Linked DNA regions of Mus musculus: all the other regions are linked to region 1. A link is a loop called in an ENCODE intact Hi-C map of the cell type or tissue named here. Cell type or tissue: left cerebral cortex. All regions are shown on one strand.

Region 1 (5,000 bases):
GCCAAGGTCAGTTTAGGGAACGAATACCAGACAGCCAAAGACTCTAGGCTCCAAGATTCAGGGCTGCTTATTCCTTCCTTCAGCGGGAATTTGTTCTTCCAGTCCCCTTCCTTCCTTGTAGGGGGGGGTAAAAAAGAGAGAGAAAGTTTGTAAGGCACCGATGGGGGATGCTCTCTACTTCTTTGGCTATCAAAATTCACTAGCTTTCAAGCCAAATTGACAGGAGGGTTTAAGTGAATTTTGTGCCTGAGGCTCTATGGGAAGAAGGGAGCAGTAAGACGACAGAATGAGGCCCCACTTGGAAAGACTTGTCATGGGGCCAGTCCATTCCTGCAGACTGGGCTAGGAGTTCAAGCACTTGGTCTGTCTAAGAGCTTCCCTGGGTACGGGTTCACAAATGCCACTCCTGACTCGAGTTTGGAGAGAGAAAAGGTGGAGAGGGAGAAAGAAAGGGAAGAAGAAAAAGAAACAAGCATGCATTATGGGGGGAAGAACGGAACGAAGGGCAGAAGTAAGGAAAGAGAAAAAGGAGCCCAAACTTAGAAGCCCCAAAGGCGAGTACCAACGAGGGAAAGGGAGAAATGAGAGGGGTAAAAAGAGGGAAGAGCCAAGAGAAAGAAAGAAAAAAGGTTGAAGGACAGGAGTGCAGGACAGAGACAGGGTTACCGATAGTGAGACCCAGAGCGCACGCCTTCGCGAGACCACTCCGGAACCTGCTAGCCTAAGCGCAGCGGCACGCTCAAGCTCCGGCCCTGAGGCCATTCGGATGCCGGGCTCCGAGCGCTGCAAGCCGGTCTCCCTGTCGCCTCCGTCAGACTCAATTCCCGCCAAGCACTTAGTTTCTTCGTGGCTGCCTATGGTGCGGCATGGCACTGTACGGGTGACTCAAGAGAGCAGCGCCTCAGGATTAGCACGGCAGCGAGTGTTGCGCTGGGTCCCTGGCCCCTGGCTCCTCGCGTAGCGGGTCGAGGCGACCGGTGGCGCACCCCGACAGGTCCTAGGCCCTCCGTCCTCCACAGCAGATAGTCCACAGAGTCCAGGGATAAAGGCAAGGACCTCAGCCTCTGGGGTACCTAGCTGCAGTGCTGGCTACCTATGTCTGGTACAGCAGAAATAAAAGCAATCTCAAGAGTTAAGAAGGAAAGAGAAATCAGGCAGAGGCAGACACACGAGAAATAAAAATCATTAATACGAGCTGATGCCCACAGCAAACGCTCGACTATGATTCAGTCTATTAATGCCTATTTTCTTTAAGTGTTTAATCATTAGTTCAGCAAGTTTGTTCCTTAGCGAGTTTAACCACCGGCCCAGGTGCGCGTCCCGACTTGCTTCCGCGGCTAACCATGCTCGGAGCGCGTAGCCACGGGATCAGTCGCACCGTGCGAGCGTCAGGCAAACACCATCGGCTGTTTTGTCCCAAATTCTGTGTCCCCGCTGTCCGTTTCTTTTCCAGCTTGCGCACACCACTTCAGGGGCACAGTCTTGGGGGCTGGGAGTGCACCCGGAGGTCGTTTCCCACGGCCGGCCGGCCGGCTGGAAGAGTCACTGACAGCAGGAGCTGTCCTAGGCGCTTAGGTGCGGGCCGGACGCTCTAACGCAAGGATTGTGGTTAGGAACAAAGTTCGTACAGACATTGGTAGGAACAGATTCTGAGATTAGGACGCTAGGAAGAAAGAGGCAAACCATCCCCCAATACCAGAAGTGTGTTATACCCCGGAATGGAAAGCGGGATTGGGCACTAGGAAAAGCCAGAATTTGGGCTAACTTTGGAAGGGCCGCGGGCACGTCGCGATCCCGCTGTTTTGGCCCTTTCTGGCAAAAGAAAACCGTTGTATGAACAGAATTTAAACACACACTCACACACACCACATTACTACCCTAGTTTATAATTGGGATAACGGAGTGTGCTAAATTCATTTGTAGTTTGGGGTCGTAGTGAGGCAATCAAGTTTGCAACCTTGGAGCAAATGCCCCACCTCGGGAGCGCACGGCTGCAGCGCGGGCTTCGGAGCTGTGGGCTGGGTTGAGAGAGGACACTGTGGTTTAGGGAAATGGCCCAGCGGGGACAAGTGAGGCTCGGTGGTCGTCGGAAAGCGCGCGCTCTGGAGCCCGGAGCTTCGCGATTCTGGATGAAGATGCCACTGCTTTATGGCAAGAGGTGTGGACATAGCTGCCTATAGGGTTGCGGGGGCGGAGGGGCGGGAGCGGTGCCCCCTTTAGCAGGACTGGCGCTAAGGGAGGACAGAGGGGCGATGCGACTCGGAAAAGTGGCGGCTAGACTCCTGAGTCCCTGGAGAAGGAGGCGCGCGCCCGCAGTCCTGCGCGTGCACACACACACACGAGCGCGCGCACACACCCGTACACACACCTGGAGCTGGGGGAGGGGGAAAGGAGAACCGGAGCGAGTGTCTTAAAATAGAGCCGCCTGGGGAGCGCTCGACTCTCGGATCGGCGGGAGGCAGCGGGCAAGAGCGGTCGGACCCGGGGTGCGCAGGTCAGCACCCCAGCCGCACGGGCGCGCAGGGGCGGGGTAGCGGCCGACGCCCCTCGGCTCGCGCTCCGCACCTGGCCCTGCAGGAAGTGCGCGCTGATTGACAGCTGCGGTGTCCCAAAAAGGCTGTAGTCAAAGATGCTGCTCGGCGGGTGGGTGTAGACGCAGCAGGCGCGCCCGTGCCCTCTCTGCTTTGCGCGCCTCCCCGGGCCCCGCCGCCCCTCTGGCTGCCGAGGAGCGGGGCTCAGGCCCCAGCCAGCGAGCCACCTCCTGCGGTCCCGGACGGCCAGGCGCTCGCCGCGCTCAGGTCGCCAGGCTCTGGTCCCGGCTCACCATGCACTGCCACGCGGAACTGAGGCTGAGCTCACCCGGCCAGCTCAAAGCAGCCAGGCGGCGCTACAAGACTTTCATGATCGATGAGATCCTCTCCAAGGAGACCTGCGACTACTTTGAGAAACTTTCCCTCTACTCTGTGTGCCCGTCGCTGGTGGTGCGACCCAAGCCCCTGCACTCTTGTACCGGTAAGACAACCGCTGGGCGATATAGTGGGCTGCTGTACTTTTGCCCGTGTGCGGTCGCCTCTGCTTTCCAACCTGAGAGCCAGAGGGACCAAAGGATTCTTTTCCTGCGTCCTTGCAAGAACAGACTCGCCCGCCAGTGGTGGGCATTCAAAAGCGTTTGCAACCGGGCCTGGGCAGGTACTGCTCCCTGGATGGGAGATGAGTTAAGACCAAGTGGTCCTTGGAGTGAGACGCCAATGTAGCATAACTGTCCTGGCTTCTTGGAGAAAGCGTCCTTCTCCCTGGCACTACCGGGGGTTTTAGTGAGAAACTTCAAACACTTGAACAGATTCAGTGCCTAGGCGGTTTCACGCAGTGAGCTTGTCAGTTTCAACTTTAATTTGGTGGTCTCATCTTTCACCTAGAGTTAGATTGCCCAGCCTCTTTTGTAATTTTACAGGTAAATCGGTTTCATGGGCTTCAAAATAAACTTGTGACTACATCAAACTTTACTTAAAATGATTGCCCTCAGGAAAGTAGTTTTGGGCTGTGCTGAGTTTTGACACAAGCAGAAAGGATAAACCCCTTGTTTGTTTTAAGTGACTAAAACCAACACTAGTAACAGTTTTTTTAAAAAAAAAAAAACCCTCAAACCTGGTTTCCTCTGTCCACAAAAACTAGACCAATAGGAAGGAAACAGAGAATTTAGTAATTACATTGAAAAAGTAGATCTGTAGGAAATCAATCCAAAGACATTTAAAACAGGGTGTACATTTAGAGAAGCTCTGGGTTTCAAAGTTCCCTGGCAGATGGGGATCAGGCTACAAAAAAGTTAGGTGGAGCTAAAACAGTTGAAAATATTTTCAAGGAAGTTCTTGACTGTGCTTTCCACTGAGAGCAAACAAGTGCTTTGGGCCTTTGGTTCTGTGCTTGCTGTATGACTGCCATGAAACAAACTCACGAAATTATAATTGGAAAAATGGAAGTGTGTGCCCACTGCAGTGGTTCCCAGACTTCTTTTCTGAACTTCGGGGATAAAAAGCTGCTAAATGTAATACTTGGAATTCCATCTCTCCCACGGTCCAGCCATGCTAGTCACTAAGTCTAAATAATAAATATGGGGAGAGGTTTTTCCCAAATCAAGTTACTCCTACATTTGGCCATAAAATGAATATTTCACTTCTTTCAGCAAGGTAGTTTTAGACTTGATATCCCACAACAAGCCTTGTAATACTGAATTTTATAAACAAGAAAATAATCAAGGTATACATTAAATAGATTTGAGAAACAAGATAGAGGCCCACCCTGCTGGCATTTTGTCTGCTATATATGTAGAGTCTCCAATGAGTCATCTGTGAATGTTTGGGGCTGGAGAAGTAGGCTAAATCTTCTCTTTGAGAACATTTATTTGCCACAACAATAAAATCCCAATGAGGACCCCCCCCCGTGACAATTCTCATTGTACCCCGTTGAGTCTCGCTACCCAGAAGATAGGTTCAGTTCCTGAGGGACCCAGGGCCCTGTTTAGTACCTGCTGCCTTTCAGGGGCTTTGATGTAATTCTAAGGCCACTTTCCATGGCTTGTGGGAGTCACAGAGTTGGGTCATGCAAGAAAACATGCTGGAAAAAGAGAGGGAGAAAAAGGCCCAGAAAGTTTTCACGTAGTCAGTCCAGGCTAGTTCCATGATTTATGGAACCTTGGGTGGGAAATAAAACAGGCACACTGCAATGATTCAAAGGCAGTTTTGTGAGCAATAAAGGTGAGTTGACATGGTCGCAGGCTTGTCCTGTGTTCCTAGAAGTTCTTGGTTTGCTGCAGGAGAGGTTATTTGCGGTGGTTTTCTTGCCTTCTTTTTCCATTCTTCCCCCTGGATCGTTTCTTTCAAAATGTGCTTGATTTGCTGTAGTTGAGACTTAAAATATAGAAAGTAGGATTTGCTAGTGGAATTAAACTCATAAAAACTGGCTACAATAGTTGATACTTCCAGATCGTAAGCCTACAGTGGGTT
Region 2 (5,000 bases), 120 kb after region 1:
GCCTATCTGACCTTGGCATCAATAACTCTTCTAACAAACCCCTTCGTCTCTAGTAAACATCTCAGTGTACCCTTAAGCTCCTGTAAAACCATTCAGGCTATGGGTTTCTGCTGACTTCAGCCAAGGATGCTGCCTCAGACTCACAGCTTCAAACTTCAGTCAAGTCATTGACTGTGTCTTTCATATGCTACACCTATGACATCATGTGAAGGCTACTGGGAAACTCATGATTATGTAGCTGAGTGTGAAGCTGATCTTCTGGGATTCTCTTCTTTACGCATTTTATTTAGCTTTCCACTTTGAGTTACTCCTTGTGAATAGTATAAAGTCTGCCTAGACTTTTAAAGAAATTTCATATCATGTCCAGGTGCTTTTGCTTCTTAAAAAGACATATGACCTCTTCTCTTCCATCAAGCCTCACGTGATCTCGTGGCGAGGGCCTGTTTCTGTTCCCTTCATTCTCATCCACGTCATCTGTCTGTCTTTCATTCACCTTGTCTGGAGTGCTTTGGGAATAAGCAGATGTCTTGAAGTCAGGTAATGGCGTTTCTTCAACTCTGTTCTTTAATATTCTTTCAACAATTCTAGGTATTTTACTTCTCCTTTTAAACTCTAGAATCAGTTTCCCATTTCAATAAGACAACTTACTCATTTCATAGAATCTATGAGTAAAGTTATGCTGATTGCACTGAAAACAAACAAACAGACAGACAAACAAAACAAAGACCACATGTTAAGAAGAATTTAAAGCATTTCTTTGTTGGGAAATTTTCAAGAGATTTCTAGTGATCTCTTAGAAACCTGAGGTGTTCCGTTACATTTGGTAAGGCCATTGCTGACTTACTGTCTGTCAGAGCAGTGGTTTTTGGCAGAAGGTTGACCCTGAGACAATTGCTCCAGGACACTGTGTGTGGGCTTGCCCAGTCAGAAAGTGTGCTTACTCCTCTGTAAACACAGTTCAAGCTAATATTTGCACTTCACCCTTTCATAGCTGGTTTTCAAGACTTAGTCTCTGGGTCTTCAGGCTCCTCTCACTGCAAAACCCACTACATTTGGTCTTCTCCCAACAGTTCAGTAGTCAGAGTTCTTGCTAAGGTATAGGAAGCTTTCTGGTATAGCAATCTATTCCCATTTCACCTCTCTATGGTAGACATCACTGGAGTAGGCTTCCTGAGTTCTCCCTGTGTGTTCTTTATGACCTCCACCGCCTATTCTCTTCACTATTTAGTAACAGCTCTGAGTCTGCCCTTAAGACCCCTCTTTCTGTTTCCACCCTAGTATTGGCACCCTCTAAGATTCTGCCACAGTCTTCCATCCACTGGATAATGTCTTTCTCTCCTAGGACTTCAGTTGCTGACCCGTCTTACAGTGATGTTCAAATCAGTATCTTCAGTCTGGGTCATTATCTTAAGGCAATCTAACTCCATCTGCCAATGAGAAGCCTCTACCTGGAAGTAACTTAGGAATCTCAAGCTTGGGGTCATTTTATTTCCTCCCAAGTCTCACCTTTGACCTTTTCTCCTTTCTCTGCTTTCTGATAAAATGAACTATAATTCATTCATCCACCTTTATCAAGATTGTGAGAATTATCCTTAAATCTTCTCTCATTATTTATGCCTTCATACCCAACTTGGTACCAACTGTTCTTAAAAGTGCTGGTGGGTGAATCCATGCAGGCCCTTGTTGACTTTTGCATGACAACAACCTGTCAAATTATTTCCTGGTCTCTGGTCTCATTTCCTTCTCAGTCATTCTTTACTCTGCCCCTAAAGTAACCTTTTAAAAATACATGTCTAGACGCATAACTCCCAAGCTTAAATAACTTTAAGATTCCTGTTTGCTGAAAGAGAATGTGTAGAGTTTTGTGCGTGGTCCACAAGGCCTTCATGATTTGACTTCCTACTGCTGGGCTTACACACTACTTCTAGTCTTCAAGACTGCTCCACAAACACTAGCCTCAATAAGCTATCTGGAATTTCCTTTATACCCCAGAGTTCCAGGCTTAAGTTGCTTCTGCATATTCTCTTCCAAAGATACTAAATTTGTCTCAACTATCTTTCTGGCTCCAATGTCTCATCAATGATAATTGATGTGTCTATGTCTTCTTCCTCCTTGCCATCAAGACCACATGCTTTTTGAGAGAAAGAACATTTTTTCTCTGTCATCTTAGTTTCTCAAGAATCAATCCTGGTGCCTGAAGATGCTCACCAAATGAATAATGAATGAATGGTTGGAATGAGGTGACAATGATGCTCAGCTAAAAACAAAAGCTGTGTTGATGTAAGATGAGAAACAGTGAATTATTTTGGGCTGGGGTGTGGGAAGAGCTCTGAGAAGAGCCTCCCACACTTACCAGAATATCCCACCCTTCTAAATCCAGTGACTCACAGGACAGAAAGAAGCCTGGGGTGGGGCGGCACACAGGACACACATAGCAGTTTTGATTCTGCTTTTATCAATGAGTTGCTTAAAACAGTGCCTCTCATAAATGATTTCGGGGCTTATTTATTTATTTATTTATTTATTTATATTAGATATTTTCTTTATATACATTTCAAATGCTATCCTGAAAGTTACCTATACCTTCCCTCCGCCCCTGCTGCCCTACCTACCCATTCCCGCTTCTTGGCCCTGGCATTCTCCTGTACTGGGGCATATAAAGTTTGCAATACCATGGGGTCTCTCTTCCCTGTGATGGCTGACTAGGCAATCTTCTGCTACAAATGCAGCTAGAGAGATGAGCTCTGGGGGGGGGGGGTACTGGTTAGTTCATATTGTTGTTCCACCTATAGGGTTGCAGACCCCTTCAGCTCCTTGGGTGCTTTCTCCAGCTTCTCCATTGGGGGCCCTGTGTTCCATCTTATAGATGACTGTGAGCATCCACTTCTGTATTTGCCAGACACTGGCATAACCTCATACGAGACAGCTATAACAGGGTTGGGGGGCCTCTTCTATCAACTATATAGCTAGGGACAGCTCATCTCGATGCTCCATTTTGATCCTCTTGTTTTTCTGTAACTAGTAACAGAACGACAAGGAAGAAATGAACAAGGCTCGGCTGTGAATCACTTGGATGGGAAAAGGATAGAATGTAGAGGACCCAAGGAGAGAGATACTCATTCATACAAGTTTGATTTTTTTTTCCCCTTCAGAAGGCAATGCAGGGGTTGAGGCAAGAGAAAGACACAGATTTAACTGAGAAAAGATGGCTTTAGGAGTAGACCCATGAGCCAGTTTGACCTTTTGTTTTTTCACTGTGCTGGGGATAGAACCAGGGCTTCACCCACACCAGGGAAATATCCCACCACTGAGCAGTACCTGGTTTAAAGTGTTGTGGAAAGGATGGGACAGTAGATCAGGAAAAGATGGCAAAGAGGAAGAGTTTGAAATGATATTGGATGAAAGAATGGCCGTACATTCTTAGAAATCTACTGTTGAGATAGTGACCTTGGGCAGATAAGCAACCCTCTTGGTGCTGGCTTATTGCTTGGCTTGACTTAGTGTGGGTGTGTGTGTGTCTTATTTATAACAAAGCTTTAAAAAGTAGGGGGGGGGGAGTAGGTCTTCTTCACCCCAGTCAGCTCACATGCCTCACAGCAAACGTAGCCTGTCAAGCTTTGCCACTAGCTACCTTCTTTGGGACCATCCTTTCAGACTAATGGCTACAAGAACATTACAGATAAAAGAATATAAGGTGTTCTTTTATACAGATAAAAGAATATAATGATAATCATAGAGAGCCAGGTTATTAAGACTCCATGCCATTATCAAATACAGGTTTCACAATGAGATAAAAGAATAAGATAATCCCAATACTGTAACATCAAGGGAAAATAATACTTAGGAATACTAAAACATTGTTTATGCAAGTCTTCTAGCACAGAATGTTGTAGAGTAGTCACCAGAGAAGACTACTCAGACATGGGTTTATGACAATAGAAAGTCTTTATTAGTCAGGCAGTAACTGTATTAGGTGTTCAGGATTTCAGTGTAGCCCTGAGCCTTTTTCAGGGTGAGCTTTTAAGCACAAAAACCATATCCTAAGTTAACACACTTCAGTTAAAAAGAACAATTGGCCAGAATCAGAATGACAGAAGCCAAAAAGCAAGGTTAGAACATTTGGAGACTTTCCCATAACTTTGATGGATTAGGCCTTTGTTTAGTTTTGGCAGGTGGTGTGGCTTACATGCTCAATTTTACAGCCTGAATGGTACTTCCACCATGGAGTTAGTTATGCCGAAATCTTGGGGCCTACTAAGGTCTGTGGCTCTGTTACATTGATAGAGTCTATCTTTGCCTCTCTGGCACTCTTTTCTTCTTTTCAGTCTCTGTTGAGTCACTATGAGTAATCCACATTTTTTTTTCTTTTTTGAGATCGGTTCTTTTGTATCCCAAACTGGCCTTGAACTCACTATTTAGCCAAGGTTTGCCATGAACTTCTGACCCTCCTGATTCTTCCCCCTTGGTGCTGAGATTAAAGACACGTATTACATGCCTGTTTTTTTCTATTTTTATGGCATCTTGGTAATTCAACCCAGGATTTTGTTCATACCAGGCAGGCATTCACCTAACTGAGCTATGTCCTTCACCCAACATAGACTGAAATATCAAAATTGGTCACTTTCAAAGTATGTCTTTAGAAACCTAAGCCTTGAGTAGATTGGGTAAAGCAAGGTCTTAAATATTGGTAACCAGTCATTCGATGGGCCTCTCTAGTTACAGCTACCTCCATGATACTTCTGGAGCAATGTGTCTCTTTAACTGGTTTGTTCAGAATGAAAGAAGGAGAAATATGCTCATGGAAGGGACCTATCTATGAACACAGGTACAGAAAACTGAGGTGTCTGTGACTTTAAACTCCATGTTTAATATTAACATACATGTACACAATTTCTCTCCAAATTATACTAACTTCTTCCAGCGTTATGGCAGATTTAAAACAGAGATGAAGTTGAACAGCAAAAGGAAAATGAGATGCCCGCATAGTAAAGAATTCAATC
Region 3 (5,000 bases), 51 kb after region 1:
TGGCCTTGAACTCAGAATCTGCCTGCCTCTGCCTCTCAAGTGCTAGGATTAAAGGCATGCGCCACCATCGACTGGCTAAGGATGTGAGTCTTAATAAAAATGAAAAGCTGCATAATGACTGTTGGATTTGGGGTACAGAACACTCTCAGTCCCCCTCAGTTCCCTGGAGCTGTGTTCTCTCCATAGTCAGCTTCACCCAGTGCCCACTCTCTGGCAGTGTCTTCTCCACCTGTAGTTATGTCTCCTCTAGGATGTCAGGAAAGTGACGTCACCAGGCAGCATTCCGTTCGACTAAGGACAATGCGCTTGAGGTTTCCCTGTGCTGTGTGCATCAGAACTCTTCTCTTTTGATTTCTGAGAGTGTGGAGTGTTCATCGTAAACACTACATTCTTTGTCCCTCTGTAGCTAAGGGGTGCTTGGATTGTTTCCAGTTACTAAGAAGCTACCCTAAGCGTTGGCTTGTAGGTTTGTGTGCTCTTCTCTCTTGGATCAACACTTAGGAACTTGCTTTGCTGGGTCACACAGTGTCTGTATATTTAACTTTATGAGAAACTGCCAGTCTTATTCCAAAGAAGACAGGTGTAAGAATTCCAGCCCCTCCTCTTCCCTGCCAGCTTACAAAGCACTGTGGATATTCCTATCCCTGTATGGTGGAATCCCAGGTCTTATTTTGCATCTTCACAGTGACTAATCCATTATTTTAATCATCTTTGATGATGTCTTGATGAAGTTTTTTTTTATATATAAAATTTCAATTCTTCGTCTTTAAAAAATGTATGAGAAGTTGTCACTATCTAGCCCAGACTGGCCTCTAAGTAGCCACCCTCTGGCCTCGACCTCCCCAGTGTTGGGATTACAGATATGTAGCACACTCCTTGCCTACTTTTGATCATTTTTATAAATTTTAAAGTTGAAATCTTTAGTATTCTCTACATACAAATCATTCATCCATTGTTAGATGTGAATCCCCCTCCCAGCCTATAGCACGGCCTTTCCCACAACACTGTGGAATGTTTATATGCGTATGTCATTATACTTCCTAGTCTGCTCACTCCTCCATTGCCCTCCCCCTGACCCCATTGTCTCCCCTTCCCATCCCCTTTGCCTCCACTCCCCCATTCCTTTTGTACCCCATGCCCCATTCCCTTTGCCTCCCCTTTCCCATCTCCTCCCCATCCCCCTTGCCTCCCCCAACCCCCTTGTCTTCCCTCCCTCAATCCACTTGCCTCCCCTCCCCCTCCCCTATGTTCCCCTCCCTCTCCCCTTTGCCTCCCCTCCCTCATTCCTTTTGCACCCCCTCCACCATCCCCTTTGCCTCATCTCCCCTTTGCCGCCCCTCCCCCATTCCTCTTGCCTTCCCTTCCTCAACCCCCTTGCCTCCCCTCCCCCATTTCATTTGCACCATCCCTTGGGTCAATATGTCCCACTCCCCATCTCCCAATCCCTTAAGATCTCTTGTGTTACTTTTTTCCTCTCTCTCCTTCCATCTCCTTCGTACAGGAGCACACACGTGAGCACGCTCACAGGCACATGCACACAGGTGTATGTACACAAATATAAATCTAGATTCCACATATGAAAAGACATGCTCTACATGAAAGATTTAAGCTTGACAAGGATCATCTTTTCTTTCTTTTTTCTTTTTTCCATTTTAAAACTGCATTGTATTTTTGGTGCTGCTACTAAGAATTCTCAGCCTAAACAAAGCCACGAGACTCTATGAGTTTATATTGGGATCTATGATCTATTTCAAGTAAACTTTTAAGTAAGCATAGTTCTTTTAAAAAATTAACCTAAGACTCTCCAGTTTTCTCTTTCACTTGTATAAAGACCTCTCATTTCTCCACATTTAGTGACATTTATTCTGAAGGAAAGATTGTGTCTTAACCTAGAATATAAACTCAAATATCTTCCAGCATAAAGAGAAAGAGTTCTGCAGACCCTGGCTGTGATGAAAAGAGTTCCCTTTACCTAAGAGAGCACCCACAGTTTGCTTTCCAACAATATCTCAAAACTAAACATAGTTTACCCATCAGTTTCCTTTGCCTGGCTTTTTAGAAGCTCAAAAAAGACTGAAAAAAATCAGAACTTTGGAATGAGAATGGAACTTAAGGCTCATTTAGCTAAATTCTTCCTTTTCCAACTTATAAAAATAACACAAGCATGTGGCAGACTGTACAGAGCACAGAAGTATTGTCTTAGGTACTGGAGCTCCAGGGGATGCTGGCTTCCATTTCTTTGTCCTTTCCTTGCTGTCTGGGGCTGGCATCTCTCCCTCCTCATGACCTCACATGTTGGTATGCCCCAGGCTCAGTCCTCCCATCTCTTCTCTCTTCCACTCACTCGCTGGGTGACCTCATTCAGCTCATAGCTTAAAATGCCACATACACTGGGTGAGTCAAAGCCCCTCCAGTCTCTTGCTCCCCTGAACCTCAGCCTAGGTTACCGAGCTGCCACCTCAACACATCAGAGATGTCTAACAGCTATTTGTCTACCACAGCAGTCTTGGGTTTTCCCACTCACCCTTGCTCTGGAACTGTCTATTAGACCTTTTCGCCTTATCAATGAAGTATACCCAGAATATGATAGCACCCTGGTCACAGATGTTGTCTCTAGGGCCTGGGGTTTGGCCTCTACTCCTCACTGGCTTTGTACTCTCCCCACCTGCTTCTGAGGCTGTTCTCCACAGTGGCCATAAAAATAATAGAAGAAAAAGCATTTTACATGTCCACCATCAACATGTGCCAAGTCGCTGACAGAAATTCCAAGATGAGTCCTACCGTCCATGTGCACAGAGATTTGTGTGTCACCACGTCCACTGCGGTCTTGTTCACAGTAGTGGAAGGAGGACACAATCTACATACTTATTAACACAGCAATGAGCTGGGTTATATCTGCAGTGTGGTCATTAATAACTGGATCTTGCCTCTGATCAGCAGAATCTCGTAGATGGCTTTTCATCATTCTGAATGACATCTCTTTATGACCTGACCCCAGCAGGTCTCTCTGAACTTTTCTACCCTTCTCACCTCAGGCATTTACTAGTCCTTGAGTCAAAGCTTGTTGCCCTGAAAGGGATTGCACATGCTGGCTCTGGGCCTCCAGGTGCTCAGTAGCCCTGCGTCTTCTTGAGACTATCACACTGAGATTCACTTATCCTCTGAAAGGCCACCTTTCCTCAGAGGTCTCCACACACCTGCTCTACCTTCTCTCTTTGCCCTAGCTTTCTCTGGAGAGCTCACCACTGCCTGTCACTATATGACTTACCTCCTCTTCTGAAACATGAGCGTCGACGAAGGTGGAACTTGCTTGTAACCCAAGCTTCCAGAGCACATGGCCCATAGTCCGTGCTCAGAGATCAATACCAGTAGATTCCTTTCTATTCTATTTTACTTCTGCCTTTCCCTAGAGGTTGTTATTTTTATTCGTGAAATAAATAACTTTTTGGATTTCTAAAAAAGCATTTGTAAACATGGTCACACAGCTTTTCTGACTACACAAGCCTCATACTGTGTTTTTCTCACTTACTATATATTTGGATAGTTAGTTGATCCATTCATCTATGTATTTATCAGGTTATATCGCTAGACCACACTGCAGATATAGCTCATTGCCGTGTTAATAAGTATGTAGATTGTGTCCCCTTTCCACTACTGTGAACAAGACCGCAGTGGACGTGGTGACACACAAACCTCTGTGCACATGGACGGTAGAACTCATCTTGGAATTTCTGTCAGCGACTTGGCACATGTTGACAATGGGCATGTAAAATGCTTTTTCTTCTATTTTTAAAAAATCTTTTTATACTGCCAGCAACAGTAGATGAGTTCCTATCTCCCCCCCCCCAATCTTTGCCAGAACAACATATACAGGAGGATGTGACAGGTGCTGGGAACCAAACTCAGGTCCCCCAAAAGAGCAGAAGTGTGCTTAACCCCTGAGCCATTGGGCCAGTCCAGATTATTATTTTTTTCTTAAAATGAATACACAACACAAACCCTCAAGTGTTAGAGTTGGCTTTAGGTTTCCTGGAAGTTGTTGCACTCGGTGATTTATTATTTCTTAACAACTTTGTGGTTTCTACTGGGCCTCGCTAGAGTGTTCTCAAAGAACAGGAAGAGTTATCTGTTTTAATGACTGGGCCTGGCATCCAGAACACAGGCACAGGAATGAATACAAAGAGCAATGCCAAGCCAGATGAGATTGGGTTCACAAGCAGCACCTGGGGGCTTCTATGATGTAGTTGGTTTCAGCCCAGGACAAGTGTGAATGTTGGTTGGCTCTTGCTTGCTCTGCCTTTGTGGCTGCTGGCAGGCCATGCAATGAGGTTCAAAGGGCAGCCCCCCCAGCGTTCTCTGGTTTCATCAGCTGTTGAATGTGGGCCGAGAGACACTTTGCTGTAGCATCAGTATGTCAGAATTTGAAGAGTTCTGAGAAGTTAGCTAGTCTTATTATCTAGATGAAAAAAACTGAGACCAGAGAGACAGAGACACTTTAAACCTCAACCTATAAACAGTAACAGACAGTGGTCTTTTAAAATGTGCACTTATAGACTTAGATTGTTAGCTGCAAAAGCCCTTTTTGCTTTAACTTTCCTAAGAAGCAGAGTAAAAACCATTTATATGTTCCTGAACCCGGTGCACCCTACAACCTGCCCATGGCAGACATTGTTAATCAACCACAGAAAGCTCCAACCCAGCCTGAGAACCCTCTTTAAACAGTGCTTCTGGCAGGTAACTAGTCATAATTGAGCCAGGTTTTTATGTGAATTAAACATCTGTTTGTCCTTCCCTCGTAAACGTGTGACTCATGACCCAGTGCTAAGAGCCCTGGACGTTAAGCCAGGAGATTGTGGTTTTGACCCCTCAATTTGCTTTTCCTGGTTATGTTGTATTAGGCAAGTCATTTAACTTTCCTGGGACTAGCTTCCCTGAAATGAGGGAGTCAACTGGGATAATCATTAAGCGCCCTCCTTCTCTGAACATCCTTATGAGTTAAG

Evidence for each region. Hi-C counts contacts between places; a loop is a spot of excess contacts. Peaks named below come from ENCODE experiments on the same cell type or tissue, not always from the same donor. Only the 100,000 strongest peaks of a DNase experiment are listed, where the experiment ranks them.
Region 2: it touches region 1 in a loop (3-fold over the local background); 2 of 42 quality-filtered maps call a loop at or near these places.
Region 3: it touches region 1 in a loop (2.6-fold over the local background); 7 of 42 quality-filtered maps call a loop at or near these places.

Annotation. Positions count from the first base shown.
Region 1 is chr9:31,910,917-31,915,916 of GRCm38, reverse strand. Barx2 (BarH-like homeobox 2) reads left to right here and starts at 2,632. Exons shown (of 4, transcript NM_013800.2): 1 at 2,632-3,012. The coding sequence starts at 2,826. It overlaps Gm31497 (a long non-coding RNA gene), which reads right to left. Exons shown (of 3, transcript XR_379218.3): 3 at 4,719-4,904. In left cerebral cortex, a CTCF peak has its summit at 2,884; DNase peaks (open chromatin) are centred at 1,316, 2,088, 2,342, 2,870 and 1 more place; H3K4me3 peaks cover 2,822 bases.
Region 2 is chr9:31,792,445-31,797,444 of GRCm38, reverse strand. No RefSeq gene overlaps it. Among named protein-coding and RNA genes, the nearest start is that of Gm31497, 110 kb to the left of the region's middle. In left cerebral cortex, no CTCF peak of the experiment used is centred here; DNase peaks (open chromatin) are centred at 2,319 and 4,296.
Region 3 is chr9:31,859,462-31,864,461 of GRCm38, reverse strand. All of the region lies in intron 1 of Barx2 (BarH-like homeobox 2), which reads left to right. Among named protein-coding and RNA genes, the nearest start is that of Gm31497, 44 kb to the left of the region's middle. In left cerebral cortex, no CTCF peak of the experiment used is centred here; a DNase peak (open chromatin) is centred at 2,211; H3K27ac peaks cover 400 bases.